Linked DNA regions of Homo sapiens: region 1 is linked to region 2. A link is a contact called in ENCODE Hi-C or POLR2A ChIA-PET data. All regions are on one chromosome and are shown on one strand. Each heading gives the region's core, a stretch centred on a gene start or an enhancer-like site at or near the end of the contact. The rest is flanking DNA. Distances are from core to core; before and after follow the strand shown.

The links. Hi-C counts contacts between places; a loop is a spot of excess contacts on that map. ChIA-PET counts read pairs that join two places held with the same protein, here RNA polymerase II (POLR2A). Pooled maps may share reads with other maps.
Region 1: a map with no recorded cell type shows a loop between it and region 2 (2.0-fold over the local background). The contact joins two enhancer-like sites. A Hi-C loop is called at or near these places in 1 of 168 maps with a recorded cell type or tissue (B cell), 24 of 37 single-sample maps with no recorded cell type and 5 of 50 pooled maps. POLR2A ChIA-PET finds 5 or more read pairs at or near these places in 3 of 52 experiments (K562, WTC11 and activated B cell).

The regions. Positions count from the first base shown.
Region 1 is chr6:106,843,627-106,850,277 of GRCh38, forward strand. No RefSeq gene overlaps it. Among named protein-coding and RNA genes, the nearest start is that of LINC02532, 59 kb to the left of the region's middle. RefSeq lists enhancers at 1,587-1,646, 3,277-3,326. Within about 2 kb of position 3,570, at least 3 of the 41 ENCODE cell types and tissues checked have a DNase peak (open chromatin) inside an H3K27ac peak, as active enhancers do; they include B cell, where a contact is called at or near this core.
Region 2 is chr6:106,714,230-106,721,213 of GRCh38, forward strand. LOC105377927 (a long non-coding RNA gene) reads left to right here. Exons shown (of 4, transcript XR_942841.3): 4 at 2,006-2,283. It overlaps LINC02532 (long intergenic non-protein coding RNA 2532), which reads right to left. Exons shown (of 7, transcript NR_033557.2): 7 at 3,223-4,013. Among named protein-coding and RNA genes, the nearest start is that of LINC02526, 22 kb to the left of the region's middle. Within about 2 kb of position 1,807, at least 4 of the 41 ENCODE cell types and tissues checked have a DNase peak (open chromatin) inside an H3K27ac peak, as active enhancers do; they include B cell, where a contact is called at or near this core.

The DNA.
Region 1 (6,651 bases), core at 2,320-4,819, 130 kb after region 2:
AATTGATGACATTGACCAACTTTTCCTGGGTTTGGATAGTCTTAGAGATTTTTAGATCGTCTCTCATAGAATTTCAAGAAATCCTTCCATAAAATACCTAGCTCTAACTTCCGCCTCTTAAGCAAGAAAAGCAAAAATTGAATTAGCGTTTTATGTCCTGCATGATCTCCGTGGAACCCGTACAGATCCTGAGGACTAAATGCGCTGACAAGGACACAGGCACAGGCTTTACCGGCCCAGGGATGATGGGAGGAATTTAACCTAAGTGAAAAATTAATTCTCAAACCTATCCTACCCTGCCAAGATTCACAATCCCATTTTTGCCCTGTCTCTGTGCCACATCCCATATAAGCAACAATTTAACCAAAAACAGACTTGAAAATTAATTGTACATCATCCAAGTCAGCGAGATCTTCAGCCCCCCAATTTAGCATCATTGTCCTGGGCAACCAGGCTTGTGGCTCATCCATTTACCCAAATAGAACCAGCAATATCTTACCCTGGACGAATAGGTGGTAAAAAAAAAATGATTTTTCCCCTCCCTTTGGATCTTTCTGAGGAAAGCTGAGTTGATTAACAAATAAAAGTTACCAGCTGGTAAGTATCTTGGATCTGTGTTTTGAAGCCGAGGTAATAAGCCTTTTGAACAAACTGCAAAATAAAGGACAAGGAGCAAATTCAAAAGGACTTTTGTGCAGATTCTTTCCTATCATTTCATGATATGGTTTTCACATCAGATATTTAACAGCTCATCAGTCTGATTATAGTACCATTAGTCCCACTTCTAAGCCTGATGAGCCACTCTGGTCTTGTTTCTTACAAAAATTAATTTTAGGTTTTTCTCAATTGGGATTAAATGTCAACCAAAATGTACTACATGAAAAGTCTTATTAACATTATCATAATAACAACTTATGCTCCTTACACATTAAAGCACATAAGACATTTGCCTACAATGTGTGATTGAAATCCTTTTCTTACCAACCTTAAAAGAAAAGCAAAAGATGCTGGTACTGAATATGAATAAAACATTCTGTCAAGAGCTTTTTTGCAAATGCTGCTCTAATTCATGCAAAATCAAATTTATCTCCATTGGATTAAATTTAACTGATTCAGATCCACATGGCTGACCAAGATGGGGTGTTAAATTCCTTTAAAAAATGGTAACTTCGGAAATATCCATTGGATTCCCATACTCTTCTATTTGAACAGTCAAATGCCCTTTATGAATTAGCAATGAGATTTGACAGAACTGATTTTCCTTGGAAATTACGTGAGATGTTCTATTTTTAACCAGAAGCTAAAAAAGTGTGATGAGATCAATGCTTTAAATTAAGTCTGCCTAAAACCTCAAGAAAAAGTTCTCATCAAAGGAACCAACAAAATCACAAAAATGAGGAGCAGACTGGGGAAATCCTGGCTAAAATTCTTGATAGACAATAGTTGTCCTGTTATTCTTCTTTGCCAAGATAGCCAGGTGTCACTGTGATGGCTTAAGAAAAGAAAAGAAAAGGAAAGAAATGACAACACAACTTCCACATGAACAGCCAGAGACTAGAGGAAATCCCCAGTTACTGTAACTGAGCTAACTTCAGCATTATATTCTGAACCACTTCTAGAAATGAAACCTTAAAGGCAAAACTTGGGGTTTTAATCTGACAGAAAAGTGAATTGGAAACATCTTTAATTTACATTTTAGAAAATGAAGAAAAGCATGTAGAAAAAAAATTGAAAGCCTTACAACCCAGGAACCTAGAAATAATAACTCCTGTATTTCTAATATTGTAGGCATTCCCAACCAGTTTTTGTTTTTTTTGTTGTTTTGTTTGTTTTGTTTGAGGCGGGGTCTTGCTCCGTTGCCCAGGCTGCAGTGCAGTGTCATGATCACAGCTCACTGCAGCCTTGAACTCCTGGGTTCAAGCCATCTTCCTGCCTCAGCCTCCCAGGTAGCTAGTACTATAGGTGAGTGCCACCACATCTGGCTAATTTTTAAATTTTGTGAGGAGAAAAAGTCTTGCTTTTTTGCCCAGGCTGGTCTTGAACTCCTGGGCTCAAGCGATCCTCCCACCTTGGCTTCCCAAAGTGATGGGATTTATAGGCATGAGCCACTGCACATGGCCTGCTTATTTATTTTAATGTAGTTTTTCTTAAACCTTTGAGGAAAGTCATCACTCAACGATTATTCCAAGTTGGAAGTATTCAGTGGCACAGCACCATCAAAAAGCCCTGAAAAAGGCATTCTCCAGTCTGAAAAGAGAGCTGAAATAGCCTCTCCCTTAATAAAAAGTGCCTGTAATCCCAGCACTTTGGGAGGACAAGGCCTCAGGAGGATTGCCTGAGCCCAGGAGATGGAGGCCAGCCTGAGCAATACGGCAAGACCCCGTCTACAAAAATCAAAGAAATTAGCCAGGTATAGTGGCTGACAACTGTGGTCCCAGCTACTTGGGAGGCTAAGGCAGGAGGATCCCTTGAGCCCAGAAGGTCAAGCCTGCAGTGAGCCATGTTTGCAGCACTGCACTCCAGCCTGGGCTACAGAGCAAAACCCTTTCTCCAAAAAAAAAAAAAAAAAAAGAACAAAAATAATAATGATAATGATGATTTCCAGAGGAACTTCTGCAAGTAGGGAAAGCCAGCAGTACCTACAAGCCTCAATTCATCCTGTGTCCCCTTGCCTCCACCATGACCCAATACCCACTGTTGCTCTGATAAGTGGAACTGGTAGAGTCTTGGGGAAACTTTAATAAGCATTAGAGAGAGTAGAAGGAAAATCAGCACAGAGAAGTGGAGGTACAGGCTGGTTTAGGAGGTGCTGGCCTGATCTGCCCATAGCTGGCTGTTCCCAGGCCTTGGTGTGGCCTTCTCTCAATGGTAAGCCATGGGCAGCCTCAGTCATTTGCTGAGTTCCAAATGGAAGCCAATCATGAACATCCTCAGCTCAGTCCTGGCAGGCCCCAGCTGCTCTTGCTTCCATTGCTTAACTTCTCTCCTCATTTCTCTGCTCCAGGCCCACCCTGGGCAAAATTGCAGAGTAGATTCAAGATCCCCTTCAGCAACCTGGTCTCGTGGTTCTGCCCAGAATAAATGGGTGGGATGACCCATTCTTTATGAATTGTCTTTCTGGAATTGGAGAGCTTTGCAGAGATTAGAAAGAGGCCTCATCTGGGCACACACAGCACTTGACACAGGTGTCCCCCCTCCTCCTGCTGAAAGCAGCCGTAGGACACAGGTTAACTAGTGGAGAGCAAGCTGGGTCTCTATCCCACAAGCCTCTCAGCCTCAGGCCTTTGTGCGGGTCATGAACCAAACAGTTGAGGCATTTGGGGGTCAGGGAACTTTCCTGGTACCTCTGAAATTTCTTCACAGGGGCAAGTGTCTTTTCCAGTCACCTAAGCAGACCTTGTTCTAGGCATCCCTGGACCAATATCATGGATTACCTTTGAGTTTTTCCTAACTGTTACAAAACGCTTTATGGAAAAGTTGTTTCTTTTTGCCTAGTGTTTATTTCTGTCTCCAAAGCAAGCTTGCTTTCATTTCTTTCACTTTTCACAATTTGGCAGAAAATGCTTTTCTCATTTGCCTCTTATGTGAAGACTTTTATCTTCTCACTTCCCCTTTCTTTTCTTCCTAGAAACGTCTTATCTCTTACCATCCCTGAATGTCCCCTCCAAGGTAAGGGAACCAGCTCTCACTTTTGAGTGTTTACCGAAAAGTTTCCATGCCACGTGGATGTGTCTCCTTGGGAGGGAGGTGCCTCGGGAGGGGGCTGGCTCCTTGGGGGCCTAGTCAGGCCTCGGGCCTTTCCTGGGCAGAGGTGACGAGGACAGCCAACCTAAAGTAACTGGGTTTCTGGGAAAGCCTAGAGGCCCCAGAGAGTCCTTTCACACAGTTCTCCACAGGTTACCATAGATATAAGGAAAATTTTTTTCAGCACTGATTTGCTTAAGCACTCTGTAAAATGCCGTTTTGAATTACAAATGAAGATGTGTATACCTTACTAAACACAAATATTTAAAATGGCAAATAAAAGAGTTAAGATGATTTAGAAATTTTAATGACCTAATGTATTAGTACAGTTTTAGTTGGGAGTTGGAGGACCATGGTAGATTAAGGTGAGAGAAAATACTGGGTGCTCAGTTGTTCTAAGCTGTATAATGTTTTGCAAAGTATAATCAAATAGAAAGTTGAAAGGTTCCTTGGTAGCTTTAAAATGTAAACTTTATACAAATCATGCAGAATGTTGTTATACTACCCTTCAAGTTATTTCTGGTATGTTACACTTTACATAAATACCTACATTAAGCTTGACTTCTTGATTAGAAAGCAAAGAGGAAAGGGAGCGCATTAAAGTGTTAACACAGGTGATATGGTCTGGCTCTGTTTCCCTACCCAAATCTCATCTTGAATTGTAATCCAGATTGTAATCCCCACGTGTTGTGGGAGGGACCTCATGGGAAGGGATCAGATCATGGGAGCGGTTCCCCCATGCTGTTCTTCTGATAGTGAGTGAGTTCTCATTAGATCTGATGGTTTTATAAGGGGCTTTTCCCCACTTCGCTCAGCATTTCTTTCTCTTGCAACCATGTGAAGAAGGACATGTTTGCTTCCCCTTCTGCCATGATTGTAAATTTCCTGAGGCCTTCCCAGCCATGTGGAACTGTGAGTCAATTAAACCTCTTTCCTTTATAAATTACCCAGTCTTGGATATTTCTTCCTAGCAGCATGAGAATAGACTAATACAACTGGGCATCAAAAATTCAGGATTTGAAAATTTGGGCATTAACAGGAGAGGGGCAATATTACTTCCCACCAAAGCAATATACAAATCTTATTTTTAAATTTGCTAATACACGTGATATTCCTTCCGACAATTACATTACTTTTTAAAATCTAAACTATTTGTTATTAAAATGTACAAAAGACTTTTGGTAAAACATTTAGATGGCAGGCAAAATGAATGAACCAAACAATTGGATAAATCTCATTAGTTTAATAAATGGTAACTAAAAACTAAAGTGCCAAAAGATTACATACAATATTATCCACACCTTTTTCACAACATTTAGAATAACTACAATAAAAGTATACACTTTTTAGGAATATGTGCAATAAAACTCTATAAAAAGGAAAGCAAGGGTATGAGGAACATGGAATTCAGGAGGAAGATGATCATGGGTGGACAGAGGATGAGGCAGGAGTGAGGGAACCAAGTAGTTAAATGTAAATTATTTTAAAGATCTTAGCTTTTATTTTGAATGGTGGCTTCCCAGACACTAGCTGCAGTATTAAAATGACTAACCCAGGAAATAAAGGAAAGGGAAAAGATAATATTGACAGTATCTAGAAATGTACAAATATATAAAACATATTGAATTTCTAGACCAATATCCCATAAGTGTCCATTGCTGACAATTTTCTCTATATCTTTCCCCAATTTTTAATCTTGGCATTTTAAAGCATATCCTAATTCCCCAATTAAAAAGCAATAAATAGCACACATGCCCAGAGAAAAGGCCATAAGTGAAGTCACTTGTGTTAATAGTGATCATAAGAAGAGGCTATTGCATAAGTTACAATATGTACAGTACACTAAAGTCTTTGGAAAGCACGGTAGAGTTAAGTCTTTTGCAAAAGACCTGAAAACTGTTGGTGATGGCAACCCACAGCTTCCTCCTAACTCAATTCAGACTGCTCTCTGCCCTCAGAGCTGCTGGACAGATAAGTCTTGAAGCTGTTTCTGTCTGACCTGAACTCCTAGGTTTAGACTAGAGCAAGGCAGCGGGGCTGGCGAGGACAGAAGGCTCTTAACAAATCATCATCCACCTCCTCACCTTCTAGAAAACAACAGACTCTTCAGCATCCAGAATCCAGCAGAAGAGAGACTGAAGTTTCTCTTTTTGTAAGAGAATTGGGTATAATAAATAAATAAATAACCTTTGTAGGTCTAGACCCCAAATGGAGAGAACATATTAATTCCTTGTTTAGTCTCTTCCTGGGACAAAGGTCCCACTCAGTCCTTTCTAATGGAGACCATGGCTGTCAGTCTCTAAGCAGGCTACCCCTTTAGCTTCTCCATAGAACAGATCACCAGTCTGCTTCCCAAACAGCCTACTTTCTCGATCCTATCTTAAGGAAGTCACACATCTCACACCATAAGCTTGAGCTGCATGTGGGGAAAGTGGGAAGGAAGTGGAGATGAAAGAGGAAATTACACCCCTAGCAGTTACAAATGACGGACTTAGATAGCATTGTCTAACCCAGGCCATTGGAATTCTGCACCATCCCCACTGCCCCTCTGCCTCCAACTGGGTTGCCACCATCTCTTCAATAAGCAATTAGATTTAATTAACATTGCACCCCGCATTTAGATGGTAGCGAATAGTGTGCCAGCAGACATTTAACAATTGGTTCTATGAAGAAAAAGCATTTGTAACGTGTCTATTTCCATGGTGTAAATGCTCTCATGGTGGCCAATTTCAAGCTGTCAACATGATGTCACCAGATGCAGATTGGGAACTGATACCACAGTCAGGTCTTGTGAGCTGCATTGAGCTGGCTCCCTTACACCACTAATTGTAATGCTTTCATTATAAGGTATTATTATTTTGGTAAGTGGATCTACAATTGGCCAATATTTTGCAGCCATGCCTCAGT
Region 2 (6,984 bases), core at 557-3,056:
ACAACAGCTTGAATACAAGCTCATTCCACTCCCAAGTTTCAGGCTGGCCTATCTGGGAGACAAATGCCAACTACTGTGGTCCTACACATTTTTACCACCACTGCATGCAGAGATAAGAGAGAGTTACTGCACTTTCATTATGAAAAAAAGCAACCAAAATGGCTTGGAGTAAAAATGTAAATTTTTCCTAACCCTGCTTTATCTGATGAGATATCCACCTGCAGTGAGGAATCACTGCCAGTTTCCCCTCAGAAGGTGTAAAGATCAGGCTAGTTCTGGGAAGGAAGATTGAGTGAGCATATTATTAACCTAAATGGAATTAGATTTCCGTTTCAATAAAGATTCCCATTAAGGCTGCAAGCAATACAGCGACAGCAGTGCAGCCATAACCACCCACTGCCTGTAGGAAGATGTGCTTGAATTACACCTGGCTGTGCACCCCATTATCACTTCACAAAAGGTAGTAACTTGAGGTGGACCTCTGTGGTCACCGTGTCCTTCTGCTGATGCCACAAAGGAATCCTAGCTTGGATGCAATCAATAATCCAAACATACATTACTCATGTATCAGCATATGACAAGAGGATGACAGTGGTTAATCAGCTAATTATGACATGCTCTTTTCATCCCATAGTGTATGACTTATTGAATATTCTTGTATTTTTATGTTTAGTTGCAATGGAAAGGGTATGGCAACTATATTTTATTCAAACTGTGTCCATCAAGAAGGGCAAATCCGTATGTATGTGTGATTTTGTTTTTGTTTTTGTTTTTTTTGAGACAGAGTTTCGCTCCTCTTGCCCAGGCTGGAGTGCAATTGCGCGATCTTGGGTCACTGCAACCTTCGCCTCCCAGATACAAGCGATTCTCCTGCCTCAGCCTCCTGAGTAGCTGGGATTATAGGCGTGCACCACCATGCCTGGCTAATTTTTTTGTATTTTTAGTAGAGACGGGATTTCACCGTGTTGGCCAGGCTGGTCTCAAACTCCTGACCTCAGATGATCCACCCGACTAGGCCTCCCAGAGTGTTGGGATTACAGGGGTGAGCCACCACAACCAGCGAAATCCATGTTTTTATATCCCTGGGGGAGGCATTGCCAGGGCCTGCCATACTGGGGTAAGCAGCTACTCCAGAGTCTTTGTCCTGTTTACCTATTTCAAGTCTAATGAAAATGTCAATTCTCTTTTAAAAGACTTAGGAAAGACGTCACACACTGGCATCCTGTGAGCTGCTGCAGCCCTCAGATTTGTTTTGTATGAGCAGCAGGTTTTTTCATTGTGTTTTTGTTTTTGTTTTTTTCAATGAATTCACTGCCAGTCTTCAAAACTCTGCCCTCAGATTTGTTTTGTATGAGCAGCAGGTTTTCTCATTTTGTGTGTGTGTGTGTGTGTGTGTGTGTGTGTGTGTGTGTGTGTGTTTAATGAATTCAGAGTCTCTAAAAAAAACTAAGAAAATCTAACAGAAAAGTCTGGACTTCTAGTTTTTCTTGGAAAAAAAGATTGTCTGGCTATCCTGGGCCCAAATTCCCTCATGCTGACAAGTGGCAAGACTGAACAGCAACTGTTTCTGCGCTCCCGCTGGCCCCAGGGGAGGGCCGCTTTTTAATTTTACACCCAGCAGCTTCTTTCCCTTTTATCACCTGGCTACCTGCTGACTTGAGAGTACCATAAGGTAGAAACAGTCACCAGAAGACCACAGTTCCAGTCCCCACTGCACTGGGAAACCCTGGGCACCTACCATCACAATTTTAAGCCCTTCTTGCATATGAGGAGACTGGAGCCAGGGTGGTGAAGTGGCTTGCCCGAAGGCATTAGCCCAGTGTTCTTTCCAATGCACCAGTGATGAGCAACCTAAATGCAGACAAAAGTGCTTCTGTTGCTCAGAGAAAAGGTAGGGCACCGGGAGCTGAAGGCGCAGGGAGGAGGGTGCGGTGCAGGATGACTGCCTCACTTGCCAGATGTGTCTAAAAGAAGAATCCCCATTCTCTTCCTGTTTCCTCTATAGACAAATAATGTTCACCACTCCACTTCCTTGTTCCTTCACACCTGCTACTTTGGATTCAGACGAGAAGTTCCAAGAATCCCTGAGTCCACAGCATGACTCTGGTTTGCAGAACCTCTGTCCAGACCAGCCAGATCAGAATACAAAGGAAAGTGACACATCCTGGATCTCAACCCACTTCGATGGGAAGTCTTCCTGATAAATTTAGAGATAACCTAAAGCCCTTGGGGACTTCCTCTTGATTTGAATCTGCTGAACACCTGCCGCACCCCCACCGCACCCCCCCCCCCCGCCCCCCGCCACCGCAGATGAAAACATCAACTCTGCAGAATTAATGGATATGGGAATCACCTGGGGACCTCTCATTAAATTGCAAATTATGATTCAGAGGGTCTGGGGAGGGACAGAGACTCTGCATTTCTAACAAGCTCTCCGGTGGTGCCCACGCATCACCGGGGCCGGAGAACCTTCCATCATTCCAGCAATGCTCACCATCACTGCCATTCTTGCTCTTCTTTCTGGGGCCGTTGCCCATTTTCTCCATGGTATCCTTCTTTTTTCCTATTCTTTTCCTCTTTTAATCCTTTTTTTCTTCCCAGCCAACTCACTATTCCTATATCCCTGCTAACCCTCAATGCTCCTTCACTCAAAGATGAAGAAACTCCTGCCCTTTCTTCCTCCAGACATTCATCTCCCTCCCTCCCTCCTCTCCTCAGCTTTGTAGTGCCAGGAAAAGAAAGATCACCATTTACTGACAATTTTGTGTGAAGCACTGTCCCAAGTGCATTACCCATATTACTTAACTCTCACAACAACCCTGCAAAGTACACATTATTTCTGCCATTTTAGACATGAGAAAATTGGGACTTGGGGTGGTTAAAGAAATCTTGTCCTCAACCAGGAAGTAGTGATCTGAGATTAGAATTTAGATCTGTCTGAGGCCAAAGTCTACAACTTCTATACTGCACCATGCTCATATAAGGTGAACAATCTAGAAGGCAGCTGGTAGGAGTGGCTTCAGTAAAAAGGAATGGAATACCACGAGCTTCACCCCATTTATGCATCCTGAACCCTTCACTCCACTTTTGTTAAGTACATGCCCTATGAGACGGTTTGACATACCAATAATGAGAGCTGTTTCAAGAATGCCCAGATTAGCTAGGATGGTTGGGACCTAAATAGCACAGTAGTAATATTAAAGCCCAAAGTTGCCAATATGCTCAATTTTCAATGTAACCTTTTATTATAAATTAAGACCCATAACTGTACACACAGAGTCTGTTACCAAAAAAGAAATTCCTTCCATTGGCCAATTATTCAACCACATGAAGTCTACTAAAGGATGATGCCAAGCCACCCATCAGTCCACACAGGATCCATCATGGATGGATAGCCAGTTCCTTTTTCTCTCTCTAGTTTCTCTTCCTTGATTCCACCTCTAGGATCCCCTCGCTCTCTTATTGTCCTTTGCCTTGTCCTCAAGATCCTACCAAGAGTCCTGGCTTCCCACCTGGGAGCATGTACCAGTTCTCCAAACCTTTGTGTGTTTCTGATTCCTCAGACTACCGCATCTACAAACTAGGAAACTGTACTCTTGCTTATACTGGCCCTCTCCCTCCCTTGACTTTTATTAGATACATCAAAACAAAACAAAAAACTCCTTTTAAATTCTGTTAAAGATCCTGCAAGGTATGAAGGGAGGAGAAAAGGCAGGGGCTGGGTATGAGGAAAAGTCCATCTTGACATACAAAAATGTTAAAAGTCTATATACTCAAAGGAGAAGTGAAGAGTCAGACTTTTACATGTGGAACAGACAGGAAAACTGGGAGCAATATGGTGTAGTCATCAGATGTGGGTTCTAAATTCATCTCAGCTACCAACCAGCAGTGCAACCTTGGATAAGCTGTGTATTTTTCTCAATACCAGTTTCTTCATCTTTAAAGTGTGGAGATTGGATTGAACAATTACTAAGATTCCTTTGTTCTCTACTCTGCAGTGTCATCTCTAGCACCTAAAATAAAATAAACCAGAAATTAATGAAAGAGTGAAAATAATATTGCTCTAACCAGAAACTGAGATACTTGATTGAGTAAATGCATGAAAACAAGAAGGTAAAGAAACCATGATTAATAATAATAAATGAATAATAATAACAATAAAATATAAAAAATTAAATAAAGACAAAAATGAATGAGCCTATAGTTTTACTTTTTAAGAAGATGTTAAATGCCCTTCCAAAGTGGCCACTCATTATCCATAGCTATCAGTTACTTGTAAAATACACTGTTGGGACAATGCATATTCTATTCAGAAGTATATTGCCACTTAAAAACCTTGTTTTCCAATAAAAGCATTGAGTTATAAAATCAACCAACATTTTTATTCTAAACTATGGTAGGTAGATCAGAAATAAAATTAGGTCAACATGAATAATTTCCTTCATGGCAGGTTACGGAATTTAATGTACGTGATATTTTCCCTCTTTGAAGTTAACATGTAATTATGTTTGCTTTATGCCAATTTATCTGCTTCTAAATGTTCCAAACTGAAAAAAGGAAAACAAAGCCTGCCTGTAGCTGCCTCTTCCTTCATATACACACCAGGCCAAAAGACAGAATGGCTGGAGGCATGGTCTCCAAGTGTGTGCTTTGCGGGAGGCCTACCCACCCTAAAAGTATAAGGGCAAAAGTGTATCTCTTTGTGTTTTGGAGCTGACTGGCTCAGTAAAATTTTCTAAGTCAGTCTGCACGTACACCACTTCCTCAGTCTTATAAGTGAGGACGCCCTCCTGCATCTGGCCCTTAGAAACCTGACCCCTCCTGATTGGTCATCACTTATTTTCTGGGAATCAGCTTTCATCAGCCCAAACCCTTCCAGCAGAAGGATGCCCCAGCCTCTCTACTCAGGGGATAACTTGCCCAGGAGAAACATTTTTTGTGATGATGTTCTTCTCATTCTCTTTCTTCTGTAACCCCATCCTGGCCTCAGGTACCCATGGTCTCTATGCCAAAATCACAGGTGAAAATTATATTTTGATTATTTGGCTTAGATTCTCTCCAGGCCTGACTTTCAACTACCATTGAAATGATTCTCCTAAATAAATATTACCTGAGAAAACCCAAGTTCCACCATTTGGGTCTGTCATGTTCCCAGATGAGGGAAGCAACAGGCATCAAGAATTCCAGAACGTTAGAATCCTTAAGTGGATCGAAAGACAAATTTGAAGGAAAATCTTACCTCTTGCCACTCTCCACTAACAACTAGGGCTTATTCGTTTTTTACTCTTCATCAAGAACAATAAAAATAAAATATACAGCTGGGCACGGTGGCTCATGCTTATAATCCCAGCACTTTGGGAAGCCGAGGTGGATGGATCACTGGAGGCCAGGAGTTCGAGACCAGCCTGACCAACATGGTGAAACCCCGTCTCTACTAAAAATACAAAAATTAGCCGGGTATGGTGGTATGCACCTGTAGTCCCAACCACTCGGGAGGCTGAGGCACAAGAATCGCTTGAACACAGGAAGCAGAGGCTACAGTGAGCAGAGATCGTGTTGCTGCACTCCAGCCTGGGTGACAGAGCAAGACTCTGTCTCAAAAAAAAAAAAAAAAAAAAAAAAAAAAAAAAAAAAATATATATATATATATATATATATATATATATATATATATATATATATGGCTGAATATATGGGTTGCAAATTGACCTGAGCCAATTTATCACTCCAACCTGGGAGGTGGATGTTGCAGTGAGCCAAATTGCGCCCCTGCAATCCAGCCTGGGTGACAGAGTGAGGGTCTGTCTCAAAAAAAAAAAAAATATATATATATATATATATACACACACACACACATACGTATATATGTGTGTATATATACATATGTGTGTGTATATATACATATACATATGTGTGTGTATACATACATATACATATGTGTATACACACACATATACATGTATGTGTATACACACACATATACATGTATGTGTGTATACACACATATACATGTATGTGTGTATACACACACATATACATGTATGTGTGTATACACACACATATACATGTATGTGTGTATACACACACATGCATGTATGTGTGTATACACACACATGCATGTATGTGTGTATACACACACATGCATGTATGTGTGTATACACACATATGCATGTATGTGTGTATACACACATATGCATGTATGTGTGTATACACACATATGTGTATATATACACATATATACGTGTGTGTATATATGTATATATATATATACACACATATATATATACACACACACATATATATATATATATCCTTGCTCCCAGGTGGTTCATTATGATGAAAGCTAGTCTTAGGCCAGTTTCTGACAAACTTACAAAGCTTTATTAGCAAGCAGGCCCCCGAATCATCATGGAACCCTTCTTCTAGTCTTGGTTCTAAGTCCCCCCAATTGTGGAGATGGGGTCTTGCTATTTTGCCCAGGCTGGTCTCAAACTTTGGCCTCGCCTTGGCCTCCTGAAATGCTAGGATTACAGGTATGAGTCACCATGCCTGGCCTATATTTATTTTCTTACTTATTGTTTTTCTTCCCCTCCTAGAATGTGGGTTCCCTGAGGTTAAGGACTTCATCTCCTTTATTCACTACTGCATTCTCCAGATACAGCCTAGAGCAATACTTCACATGCAGGAGATGCTCAATGAGTAACTGTTGAAGGAATGGATGCTGTGTCCCAGAAGAGACCTTAGAGGTCGGACCTGGTCTGGTCTCAATTCAGAGAAGGACCAGGCTGTCATCACACATTAAGTGAGTGGTGGAGCTGGGACAAGAATCTAGGTCTCCTTTTTCTTGTCCACTGCTCTTCCCACTCTTCTCCGTTCTGTGCATAGGTGAAAGCTCAACACCATCAATTGATAATTAAGTAAAATAATGGGGAATAGGATTGAATGTGTTCCTGAAGGTTTTGCTAAATAAAACGATACTGCTCT